Linked DNA regions of Homo sapiens: region 1 is linked to region 2. A link is a contact called in ENCODE Hi-C or POLR2A ChIA-PET data. All regions are on one chromosome and are shown on one strand. The core of a region is the stretch at or near the end of the contact, and the rest is flanking DNA. Distances in the headings are between cores, read along the strand shown.

Evidence for each region. Hi-C counts contacts between places; a loop is a spot of excess contacts on that map. ChIA-PET counts read pairs that join two places held with the same protein, here RNA polymerase II (POLR2A). Pooled maps may share reads with other maps.
Region 1: a pooled map shows a loop between it and region 2 (4-fold over the local background). The contact joins two enhancer-like sites. A Hi-C loop is called at or near these places in 1 of 168 maps with a recorded cell type or tissue (Calu3), 1 of 37 single-sample maps with no recorded cell type and 6 of 50 pooled maps. POLR2A ChIA-PET finds 5 or more read pairs at or near these places in 1 of 52 experiments (GM10248).

The regions. Positions count from the first base shown.
Region 1 is chr12:92,062,820-92,068,966 of GRCh38, forward strand. The region is part of intron 1 of LINC01619 (long intergenic non-protein coding RNA 1619); the gene reads right to left. Among named protein-coding and RNA genes, the nearest start is that of LINC01619, 77 kb to the right of the region's middle. Within about 2 kb of position 2,417, at least 10 of the 41 ENCODE cell types and tissues checked have a DNase peak (open chromatin) inside an H3K27ac peak, as active enhancers do.
Region 2 is chr12:92,537,128-92,542,829 of GRCh38, forward strand. No RefSeq gene overlaps it. Among named protein-coding and RNA genes, the nearest start is that of LINC02397, 73 kb to the left of the region's middle. RefSeq lists an enhancer at 1,972-2,021. Within about 2 kb of position 3,009, at least 19 of the 41 ENCODE cell types and tissues checked have a DNase peak (open chromatin) inside an H3K27ac peak, as active enhancers do.

The DNA of each region.
Region 1 (6,147 bases), core at 1,167-3,666, 470 kb before region 2:
TAATGTGAGGAAAAGAACATGGTTTTGGAAAAAAAACAGACTGGCATTCAACTCCTAGCTATGCCACTTACTAGTTATGTGACCTTGAACAAATTCCTAAACTTCTTTGTATTTTGTTATCCTCATTTTAAAATCACCACAGCAAAAATAAATAAATAAAGTCATGTATCTCGCAGAGCTGCTGTGAGGATTAAATGAAATGATAAATATCTGGAAAAGCAGCATGTATATAATAGGCTTCCGGCCAATGCTTCTTCTCTTCTTCCTTTGTTGATGCAGATCAGTTAAAAGTTTGCCATCTATCTTTTTGTTGCTCATATAAATTCCTAAGTTTGATACTAAGAAACACCTGCAGAAGGGTCTTTCAAGCACCTGCAAGTATATTAAAGAGGCAGATACAGGAACTGAGAGATAAAGGCAGTATGGTTGAGAGGAGATGGAAAACCAATCTAGAAACCAGGCAGTGGGAGGCTGTGTGGTTCCTTTTGTTAGGAAAACTTTTCAAAGGCAGAGTCCTTGAAGCTTTTGTGCATCAAAAGCATTTGAAATGCTTTCCTCGGGTGCACTTACATAGTATTGCTTCTGTGGCAAAGAAGGTATAGTCTTGTCAAAATGCTATTGATTTTTTCAGAAGGAATCTAGAGACTTCATTCACCAATGAAGCCCTGCAAACAAGCCCTAAAGCCCACTTTTTTTTCTATAAATTGGTCACCCACTCCAGAAAAGAACATGGCTAATTAACTAAAGGTTCACATTTATTCAATCTGTACTAGGTACTTTGATAGACCTTGTACATCTACCATTTCCTTAATCTTTAAAGAAAAAAAGCTTTTTAAGGTAGGAATTATAATAAAATTGACACTCAGAGAGGTTAAATATCTTGCACAAGACCACACAGTTAGAAATCGTTGGTGAGATTTGAACTGATTGTTTATTTATTCAACAAATATTTATTGAGTGACTACTATGGGCTGAGTCTGCCTGTTTCTAAAGCTAATGCTCTTTTCACTATCTAATTCTTCCTGGTAAAATAAATAACAGTATTCTCTGTCTGTTACAATGTTCTTTCAGAATGCAAAAGCAGTTTGGCCAGAACATGATATGCTCATGGCTCAGAAAAGATAATCGGGCAGATTGGCCTGGCCAGGCAAGTGTCCATATGTCTCAGCAGCACTCCACGTGTATCCATTCATCTCAAAGCTAGATTTTTAAAAAAGAATGGTCCACTATAGTCAGGAGTGCCATTCTCGGGAAAGTATGACTATCTGTGTTTGATTACTTCTAAAACTTTATAACGAGGATACACTTCAGAACATCTATTTACTAGAAAGTTGAAAAGAGGTGAAGATCAGTACACGCGACTCACTAAAAAAGGAAATTATAATTTTAGTGCCTTACTTTTATATAGGCAATAGTTCTTTCCAGTGTACTATTTACAACATAAATGATGAGATTTTAGCCCCATACCATTCTGTATGATCAGGAAGGGAATGGTTATTATGTCCATTTCTCACAAGAGGAAACTGAGGTTCAAGTTGTCAAAGTCATTGGTACTTTCCAAATGTCCAAGTTCACATCATTATTTAATGGCAGAACCAGGATTTATCTTAGGATCTTTCTGCTCTTTCCAATGTACAATCTTCATTGGTCAGAATGAGCTAGGTTGTATTAGATTGTATTGCAGTAATAAATGGCCTTCAGATCTCAGGAGCTCACTATAATAAAGATTGATTTCTTGTTCATGTTCCTTGTCTGCTGTGGGTTTGGTCTGCTTTGTGTTTACTCCAGGACTTAGCGGACAGAACAGCCTCTATCTGGATCATTGCCAGTAATGTGGCAGTGTGAAAAGTGCAATTGATGGACCTCACACTGGCTTCTAGGGCTTCTGATAGAAAGTGGCTTTCACCCTTATTTCATTGGCCAAAGCAAGTCACAGCATTGCCCACATGCAATATGGCAGGTGTGTATCATCCTTTCACAGGGAGGGGCCCCAAATAGGCATAAAATTATTTCAGTTATATCAGGGTAGTAATGTATAAAGTGGTTGTCAGCCTCCCTTCCTTGTAGCATAAAGTTATTCTTTAATAAATGCGGTACTGACTAAGAATTATTTTAGGTATAATGAGCCAAGCAGTCCACTTAAATCATGTAAAAATTAAATAATTCAATAAATTTAATATTTAAAAACCAACAATTCTCAACTATCACTGTTGAGCACTAAACCCTCTGCATTTGCGAAGAGAGCAACTTTCACTCTGGGAATAAACTTTCCGTTTCTGGCAAGAGAATTGGATAGCAACATTGAAGTTCTACTGTGAATGGGCGTCAGGGTGTCATATTTGAATGTGTAATGAGTAAACATTGGCAGAAACCCCCTTTGCCACGTGACTTCAAAACAAACACCAGTCAGTAGGGAACTACCAGCTGTGCCCAGTAGAAAAAAATGCGCTCATATATTTTTCTTCCATGAGCAAAAAAATCCCCGCCGAGATCACCTCCCCTCAGAATGTAGGGCACGAATGTGTTCTCACATGAGTTCAAGAACAAAACCCCACCTCTGGAAAGTCCTCCTGGCAAAGTCATTTAAACAAATTGCAGAGGAAGACAGAAGTAGGACATGAAACAGAGTTCAGGCATTCACAGAATCTTGCATTCCCTTAAATCAATTCTCAGCTAAAGGAAAAAAAAATACAGCAGAGTTGGGGAGTGGGAGCATTTAGCAAGAGTTTAAAGTAGCTGATTTCTAATGTTGACTACATTATAATGTCCCTTACAATCCTAAGATTCTATGACTCCATAAGTTTATGTGATGACAAAAAGTTTCTGCTTTTTCAAGTACAGAAAAAAAAAGAGAAGAGGCTATGTTTTATGTAATAATAAAATTTAACAGAGAACTGCACCCTCCCACCTCCAAAAAAAATGTCCTGGTGACTATAAAGTTGTCTTGGGCTAGGCAATCTGCATATAGAATTCTGTTCCTTAAAAATTTTTTGGCACTGAGTCAGAACTTGATTTGTAGAAATGACACCTCCCCAATACTTCTTTTAGAGCAGTGAGGGGGAGGTAGAATGAACTGAGTTAGAACTTTACCTTAGACTTTTTGTAAAGGTCACCAAAGGGAAAATCCATAAAGAGTCATTGCCCTTTAGTCACTTACACGTATGAAATGTGTTGTCCTAGGATGAAAGAGAATCATTACTGTACATCACATTTCGGATTAAATAATTGTTGTGTCTTGCTTTTTTTTCATGACTTTAAATAGAATTCAGGTTGAAATGAACCTGGATTAATAGGAGATGTTTCTAAATATGTCAGTTGTGCTTTTTTGATATGCATGGATGTCATTCTACTATTTTGTTGGCATAATTGCTAGCAAATCCCCATAACTGATATTCAAATTTTAGTATAGATGTAAGTAAAAGTGTGTCCAGTTATCAAAATATAGATATAAGTAAAATTGTGTCTTAGTTATCAAAATACCAAATTTCATTTGAGCAAAAGAAATGAGGGGAGAGAAGATGGATATATTAACTTCTCTGATAAGCAACATACTACCCTGCTGCTTTCTCTAGCTACTTACTACAGAAAGAGTGCATGGTCATGAGATGCATGGAGTCTCTAGTATCTAACTGAACACAAAGAAACTTCTCTAATGGCTAGTCATGTTAAGTGATACAAGAGATGCATCCACTGGAAAAGACTGTGGCTCACTTTGAGGATGAGTATAATGTCACAGGATCAAAATATTTGAAAGAGAGAATTTGGAAGCTAAGGTTAATTTAGAATCTATAATTGCTCAGAGTTTTCTTCCCCTCCACAACCAATTCAAGTCTCTCTTAGACTCCTGAATCAAATAGCTGGTGGAGCCCATAAGTAGTAGCAGAAGTCAGTGAAACTAAATAGAGGATCAATAATTGTATATACACACATATATATATGAATGTATGTATACACACATACATGTATGTATATGGAAGTGTATACATAGATATATATCTATACATTTTTTTTCTTTTTGAGACAGAGTGTCATTCTGTTGTCCCAGCCGAGTGCAGTGGCACAATCTCGGCTCAATGCAACCTTTGCTTCCTGGGTTCAAGCGATTCTCATGCTTCAGCCTCTCAAATAGCTGTGATTACAGTCATGTGCCACCATGTTCAGCTAATTTTTGTATTTTTAGTAGAGACGGGGTTTCACCGTGTTGGCCAGGCTGGTCTTGAACTCTTGGCCTCAAGTGATCCACCCGCCTTAGCCTCCCAGAGTGCTGGGATTACAGGTATGAGCCGCCATGCCATGCCCGGACTATATGTATGTATTGAAGATAAACACATACATATATGGAGATTATAGATACACATATGTATATCATATATATCCATACATCCATACATATGGTGTGTGTGTGTATATATATATATGTTTACTATATGCGTGCACACACACACACCCCCCATATATATATTTCCATAGGTATGGTGTGTATATCTCTATATGTATATACCAGATATATATATATAAAAATATATATGTATATACCTTACACATGTAGAGATATACATGTATCATATGTGTATCCATATATATGGTATATATTTAATCTATGTGTGTATCTATAATCTCCATATATGTATATGTTTATTCTCTATATATGTATAATATACACATGTATACATTTCCACACACATACATATATGCATATATACATATATTGATATATGTATGTGCATATACAATTATTGATCCTCTATTTAGTTTCACTGACTTCTACTACTACTTATGGGCTCCACCAGACATTTGATTCAGGAGTCTGAGAGAATTGAATCTGTTGCGGAGGGGAAGAAAGCTACGTGCAATTATAGATTCCAAATTAATCTTAGCTTCCAAATTCTCTCTTTCAAATATTTTGTTCCTGTGACACCATACTCAACACCTTCTTCTCAAACTGAACCAGACTCTTTTCCAATGAAAGTATATTCCATATCCATAATACATGGATATACATATACACACATATGGATATATCCATGTACATATATGGAAATATACATGCATATATGAATACATATATACATACATATTTATATATGTATTTGATTGATTATGGCACAACTAGCTACTCAACTGATTTTTTTAACAAACCCCAATGTTATGCCATTTACAAAAAGAAATGCCTTCTGGATTAAAGACAACTGTAAAAAATAAATACTTCAAGAAAATCTAGCATATCATATATACATATATGTACAATCTATTATGTGGAAGGAGGCTTTCTTGTCAAAATGGAGAAGATATAAAAGAAAAGAGAGACTTACTTGATCATATAAGAATTTAAAACATTTTGTTAAAAGAAAGATTCCACAACAAGGTCAGTAGACTAATGATAGGTTTGGAAATATTTGTGGCATCAGCAACAGTTGGGTTTTTTGTGTTTTTTTGTTTTGTTTTGCAAATTGACAAAAGCAAAGACAATGAATAACGGAAAAAAAGGATAAAGAATTCAAATAGGATATTTACATAGGGGCAATGACCAACAAGCAAATGAAAATATTCTCACATTAAATCATAGTCGGGGAAATGTAAATTAAAGTTACAATGATATATATATTTTTATGTCCATCAGACTGGCAAAAATTGAAATGATCAATAACCTCTATTAGTGGTAGGTATATGGAAAAATGGATGTTCATACATGCTGAGAAAAATTTAACTGTAAAAACTGTTTTGGAAAGCCATTTCGCAGCAGACATAAAAAAACTGAAGATACATGCACCATTTAACCCTGCAATCTCTCTCCTTGGCAACTCTCCCAGACCAATATTACATAGAGCATGTGTAAAAGGGCACCTAATGTCAGTGTTTATAATAGCAAGAAAAGGAGAAGGGACAGGGATCAAAGTAAATGCCAGTCAATAGGGAATGTCTGAATAGGTAACAGCTCATCCACACCATGGATTATTAGGCAGCAGTTCCAAGGAGTTAGACTCATTAGAGCTAAATTTCTACTTATAAGAGATTTCTGTACAGTTATGCTTTACATGAAAAAAGAGATGTAGAAAGTATATATTATGCAATGCTCATAAAACAAACAATAACAAAACTTCCCTTATACATGTGTGTAAGTGTAAAAAGTGTATATATGATATGAGC
Region 2 (5,702 bases), core at 1,759-4,258:
TGTTAAATAATTTAGATAATATTATATTATTCTGGTAAAAATAAAAGGACTCCTGGTATATATTTATATATATGGCATTCATCTGTCCATTTTATTGATGCCTATAGTTATTTTATTTTTTAGATTATTTCTTATAGTTTTTAAAAGTATACAATCATAACATCTAAAAATGATATTTCAATTTTGTTTTCCAGTATTAACTCTTCTGAGTTTTTTTAATATTTTCTTGCATTGACCACAACTTCCAAAGTTGTGGTCATATGTATATGCATTGATGAAACCCATATGAGAATGGTTGCCTTGGTTTTCTTACTGATTTGAAAGGGAAACTTTCTAACAGGAAGAAGAAAAGGAGGCTTTTGAATAAGACTTGAAGGTTGCTTAATGCTGATGGTGTCTCTTACAAGCTAGAAATACAGAACAAATTCCACAACCTCCCTGAATCCCAGTTCCTTCACCAGGAAGATGATGATATGAATACATCTCACAATGTCATAGGAATAACTGAGATATCATTTGCAAAGGGCCTGGCACTCAAGGCAGATACAATACATTTTACTTTTATCTAGTAAAAGAGTTGAGATTTAAAGCCAGATCTACCTGACTTCAGGCCCACACACATAACCCTGTGCTCTGCAGCCTCTTCAGGAGGAATTCCATTTATGCGTAGGCCATGCCCATGTATGGAAACAAACACAGCCACAGATGTCTAGGTCTATTAGCCACAACAAAATAAACCCTGAAAACTAAGCTACCTCTCTGTGAATATACCAGCTTCCCTTCATGCACAGCATCATGTACGGATCTGAAATCCGTACATGTCTAGCCAGCCTGGCCAACACAGTGAAATCCTGTCTCTACTAAAAATACCAAAAAAAAAAAAAAAGAAAAAAAAAATAGCCAGGCATACTGGTGGGCGCCTGTAATCCCAGCTGCTCAGGAGGCTGAGGCAGGAGAATCGCTTGAACCTGGGAGGCGGAGGTTGCAGTGAGCCGAGATCACACCATTGCACTCTAGCCTGGGTGACACAGTGAGACTCTGTCTCAAAAAAAAAAAAAAAAAAAAGAAATGTCTAAACTCTATCCAGTAAGTGCAAATTCTAAGGTAGTGGCTATCTTTAAGGAGGGGAGGCCAGAGATGGGGTGGAAGGACAGAGGAAGAATATGAAAAGAAATGCAAGTCATTGAAACTATTATGGTACTTAGGTTGGGTGGTGGTTTCACAGGTGATCATTATATTATCAGACTTCATAATGTACATGTATTTTAGTGTCATGTTTACTATGCATCAATTTTATACAAAATATTAAACAAAGCCAAAAAAAAGAATCCTCTGGCCCAGTTTAAAAGACCATGAGTATTTAATTAACAATTCCTGACCAGGCACAGTGGCTCACACCTGTGATCTCAGCACTTTGGGAGACCGAGGTGGGTGGATCACGAGATCAGGAGTTCAAGACCAGCCTGGCCAAGATGGTGAAACCCCATCTCTACTAAAAGTACAAAAATTAGCCAGGTGTCGTGGTGGGTGCCTGTAATCCCAGCTACTCAGGAGGCTGAGGCGGAGAATTGCCTGAACCTGAGAGAGAGAGGTTGCAGTGAGCCGAGATCATACCACTGCACTCCATCCTGGGCGACAGAGCAAGACTCCATCTCAAAACAAACAAAAAAAAATTCCTATTCCCTCTACCCTGTATTCACTGTTCACTGTACTCTACCCTACAGTGAACAAAAGGTACCTAAGCCAGGACATGCCCCTGAATCTTTTATCCTGATAATCATATTTTCCTAGGCACAAGGCCTGAGAGTTAACAAACCTGATTTTTTGATAGTATTTGTCCTGGAAAATAAAACAAAATGTCTTTCTTTAAGGGATAGTCTTCCTTTTGTCAAAGTGTCAAGGGGGAAAAAAGGGGAAATTTTAAAAGCAGCCTATTTCATTGTCACCACTTCATAAACACTGCACTAAAGGGCAAGAGCCACGCTTTATTCCTCTTGCAAAATCCCAAAGCACCCAGTACAAGGACCTGCACTTAGTAGGCGGACAATTGACATTTGTTAATCAATGTATGAATGATGAGCCAAGTCTCATAGCTTCCATGGAGAATCTTAAATGTCACTCCTTTTGAAATGCGACCATGCTTCTCAACCTACTAAAAATTTCTTAATGAACCACCCACAGACACAGTCTTGTGTGAATATCTCCTGTGTTCCCCAAATCCTTTGTGACCTATGGACACAATTGCTAAACGTGAGTCATGCTTCTATCACTCCCACACAATGGGTATTTTTAATGCTACAGCATTTCCTGAAGTCAAGCGCTCAGGAAATGGTTTTTGCAATAATGACCTCAGCCTCCCCATATTCCCCCCACCCCCCATCACAGAATCCAAGAATAACTGAACAGGTGTCCAAATACCCAGAATTACCCAAGAAACCTCACAACCTGTCTTCTGTTTTCTATCAAAGTCATGAGGTTAACCTCTTGTCCTTTGGAGTTCGAAGGAATGTGTCCAAGAACTGAACACAACCATATCTGTCCTTTATTTATATTGAGACACAGTTTATTTCCAAGACTGTCAATGGTCTCCAGACCCCAGAACTAAATCTGTATACCATCATGGCTAAAAGTATGAGTTCTGGAATTCAAAAGCCTTAGAGACTGAATTCTGACTCTGCCACTAAGTATGTGGCTTCAGCCAAGTCATTTAGCCTTTCAGAGCCTCAATATTCTCACCTGTAAAGTGGAAATAATGGAAGAAACTATTTCTTGGAATGTGTGAAAATCACTCACGTAAACTGCTGATCTCCAGGCCTGATACACAGCAAAATGCCTAGTACTTGCTAATTGTTATTGCGTCAAGTTTCCCCAGATTGAACCTTAGGTCTGGTCAGTTTCTCCTGGACAGCAGTCATTTTGACAGCTTAGGATCTTTAGGTGCCCACATACCTTCAGAACCTCAACCCATTCTTGGGAGCACTGTCTGACCACCCTCTGAGGACCAGAAGCAGGAAGAGAGATCAGATGGTGAGAGGATAAGGACTGTTGATACCCAAGGGAGGTTGTAAAACCACTTGGGCACACCCAAGTTCAAAACAAAGAAGCCATCACACGAGGGTGAGAGAAGAGGTATTTACTCAGTGAGGCCCCTTCCAACCCTCATGGTAAAAGTCTACACTTGTTTAGAAAAGAGTATGTCTGTTTTATGATTTTATTTTTTAAAAAGGGAAACTCAACAACAAAAATGATGATGAAAATGACAATCTGACTATGGAAAACAGGCTCCTGCTATTCTCATCAGACCATCTGACAAACTACCCAAGGGAGTTTCCGAGGCCTCCCAAACAGTAACAGCAGAGCAGCCACTCAAGAGGATGCCCCGGGGAGCCGCCAAACTGCAATTGCCCTGGAAATCAGATTCGAACAGCTCAGACATGAGGGCAAAGGGCGGGATGCATGCATCCCTAAGCACCAGCCCTTCAGCCCAGCAGAGGGGCACAGACAAAGCTGCCCCGGAAGAATTGTTTGGGAGGTGCAGATACAAAGAATAAGATCCTGCTGGCAGCGCTGGGAAACACAGCAGCAGTCGGCACACGCTGGCCCTGGCAGTCAGCAACCGCCTGGCTCAGGCTGAGCAAAACCTTTCTGTGAATATGGCGTGAAAGCAGATCTCTCAGAGGCTCATGCTCCCTGAAGGTGAAAGATCAACAACAAAAAAGGCATTAACCCCTCTCCTAAATGATATTTCATGGCCATCAAAATCCCATCAAAGGAGCAGCTCATGTTCATAAGCCTGGGGGAGATGCTCCCAGCAATTTAGACACATTGGCAGCCCCAGGGAGGAGGACATAGCCTATGGGGACTCTCTATGTGTGAAGGGCAGCAGTTTGCATAACAAATGTTCCATGCACAATCTTGGAACATTGGCATAATTCTTTCTGGACCCAATAATGATAATTACTCTCTGTCCTAATTAAGGAGAAAATAAAGAAGCTAATACTTTTATAAATCAACAAGTAGGATTAGTATGATGTACAAAGCGCCCTTGAGTTTGCTTCAGGAGACTTCCTCCTCTGTGTGACCACAAGTATATCACATCGGCCACCTGGGCTTTTGTTTCCTTATCCATAAATCCTTTCTTTAAGGGGACATCTTATGGGTTCCTTTGAATGCTCCTATCCTAATTTATTCTTCTTTTCCTTTAAAAATGTTTGGTAAAGGCTTAGCATGCATGCAGTAAAATACACAGCATGATGTGTAGTATTCTTACTTAGAATTTTATGCCTTTCAAAGGGCGAAAGATGGTGATCAGGTGATATTGATTCTCTCCTTGTATAGCTTCAAAGATCGTGTTATAGATGAGAAACTAGATATTCAAAGGCACAGAGAACATGTCATCCGTATCACTCAGATTAGAACTTCCAAGTGCTCACTCATGATATGTAGTCTGGTGAGCCAGGCCTCAGAGTGTCCTACTGTGGGCTCATGGAGCAGTTCTTCAGGATGTGGACAACATTGCTTGGACCAGGGACAGGAGAGAAAAAAAAGTGATAGGCTGAGAAGAAATTTTTATGTGACATGCAAATACTTAGAAAAGATGAATGCTAGTACATCGGGAAATTTATAATTTCTTTTGACATTCAGGATTTGCCATAATTTAATAGTTCTTACCTGTTGGATGCTTACTATGTGCCAAGCATTGCACATTAACATGTATTATCCTGTTTAATCTTCAAAATAACCTATGAGGTGGACAATTTTATTACCCCATTTTACAGAAGAGGAACAAGAGTTTCAGGGAAATTAAGCTAATTTTCCCAAGTTACTGATAGAATGTGGCAGAGCTAGGTCTTGAACCCAAGCCCACAAAATTGACCGTGCCATTATTCAGTTTCTCACAAGCACTTCCACCTTACTCTGCAATGAAGGCACCACCACCCCCCAGGAAAAGGCACTACCCCAGCCAGATGGTACACTTCATCCCCACTTCTGCTGTTCAGGCTTGAACTTGGCATGGTCTTCACCTTTCATTCTGCCATCCAAATCCATCCCTCAAGACCTAAGTCGAATACTATCTTCTCCTCGCCATTGCCTTCTACCCTGAAAGTTCTGTACTCTGAATCAGTTTAAAAGGTGTTATCTGTTCCATCCATCTGGGGTCTTCATCATTTCCTTAAATATGTACATTATCCATTCCTTCAATAACATACATATTCAGTGTGCTTTCTCCTCAAATAATTGCCAGATACTAGAAGTCAGAAACCATGTTGTCTATTTCTTTTGTATCTCTGAAAGAATCATAGTACAAAATTTATAAATGAAATCATGTAGCTCTGTGCTATATGAAAATTATATCATATGACATTACAGCCACCCTGTATTTGTTGACTAAATTGTCCTTTCTGTTTAATTCCCAAGCATTTGAGCCACTCTGCCCCAGATTGAATTGCCTTGCCTTTTTTTTTTTTTTTTTTTAAGATGGAGTCTCACTCTGTCACCCAGGCTAGTGTGCTCACTGCAACCTCTGCCTCCGGGTTCAAGTGATTCTCCTGAGACTTAGTCTCCCAAGTAACTGGGACTACAGGCAACTGCCACCACACCCGGCTAATTTTTTGTATTTTTAGTAGAGATGGGGTTTCACCATGTTAGCCAGGATGGTCTTGATCTCCTGACCTTGTGATCTGCCCACCTCAGCCTCCCAA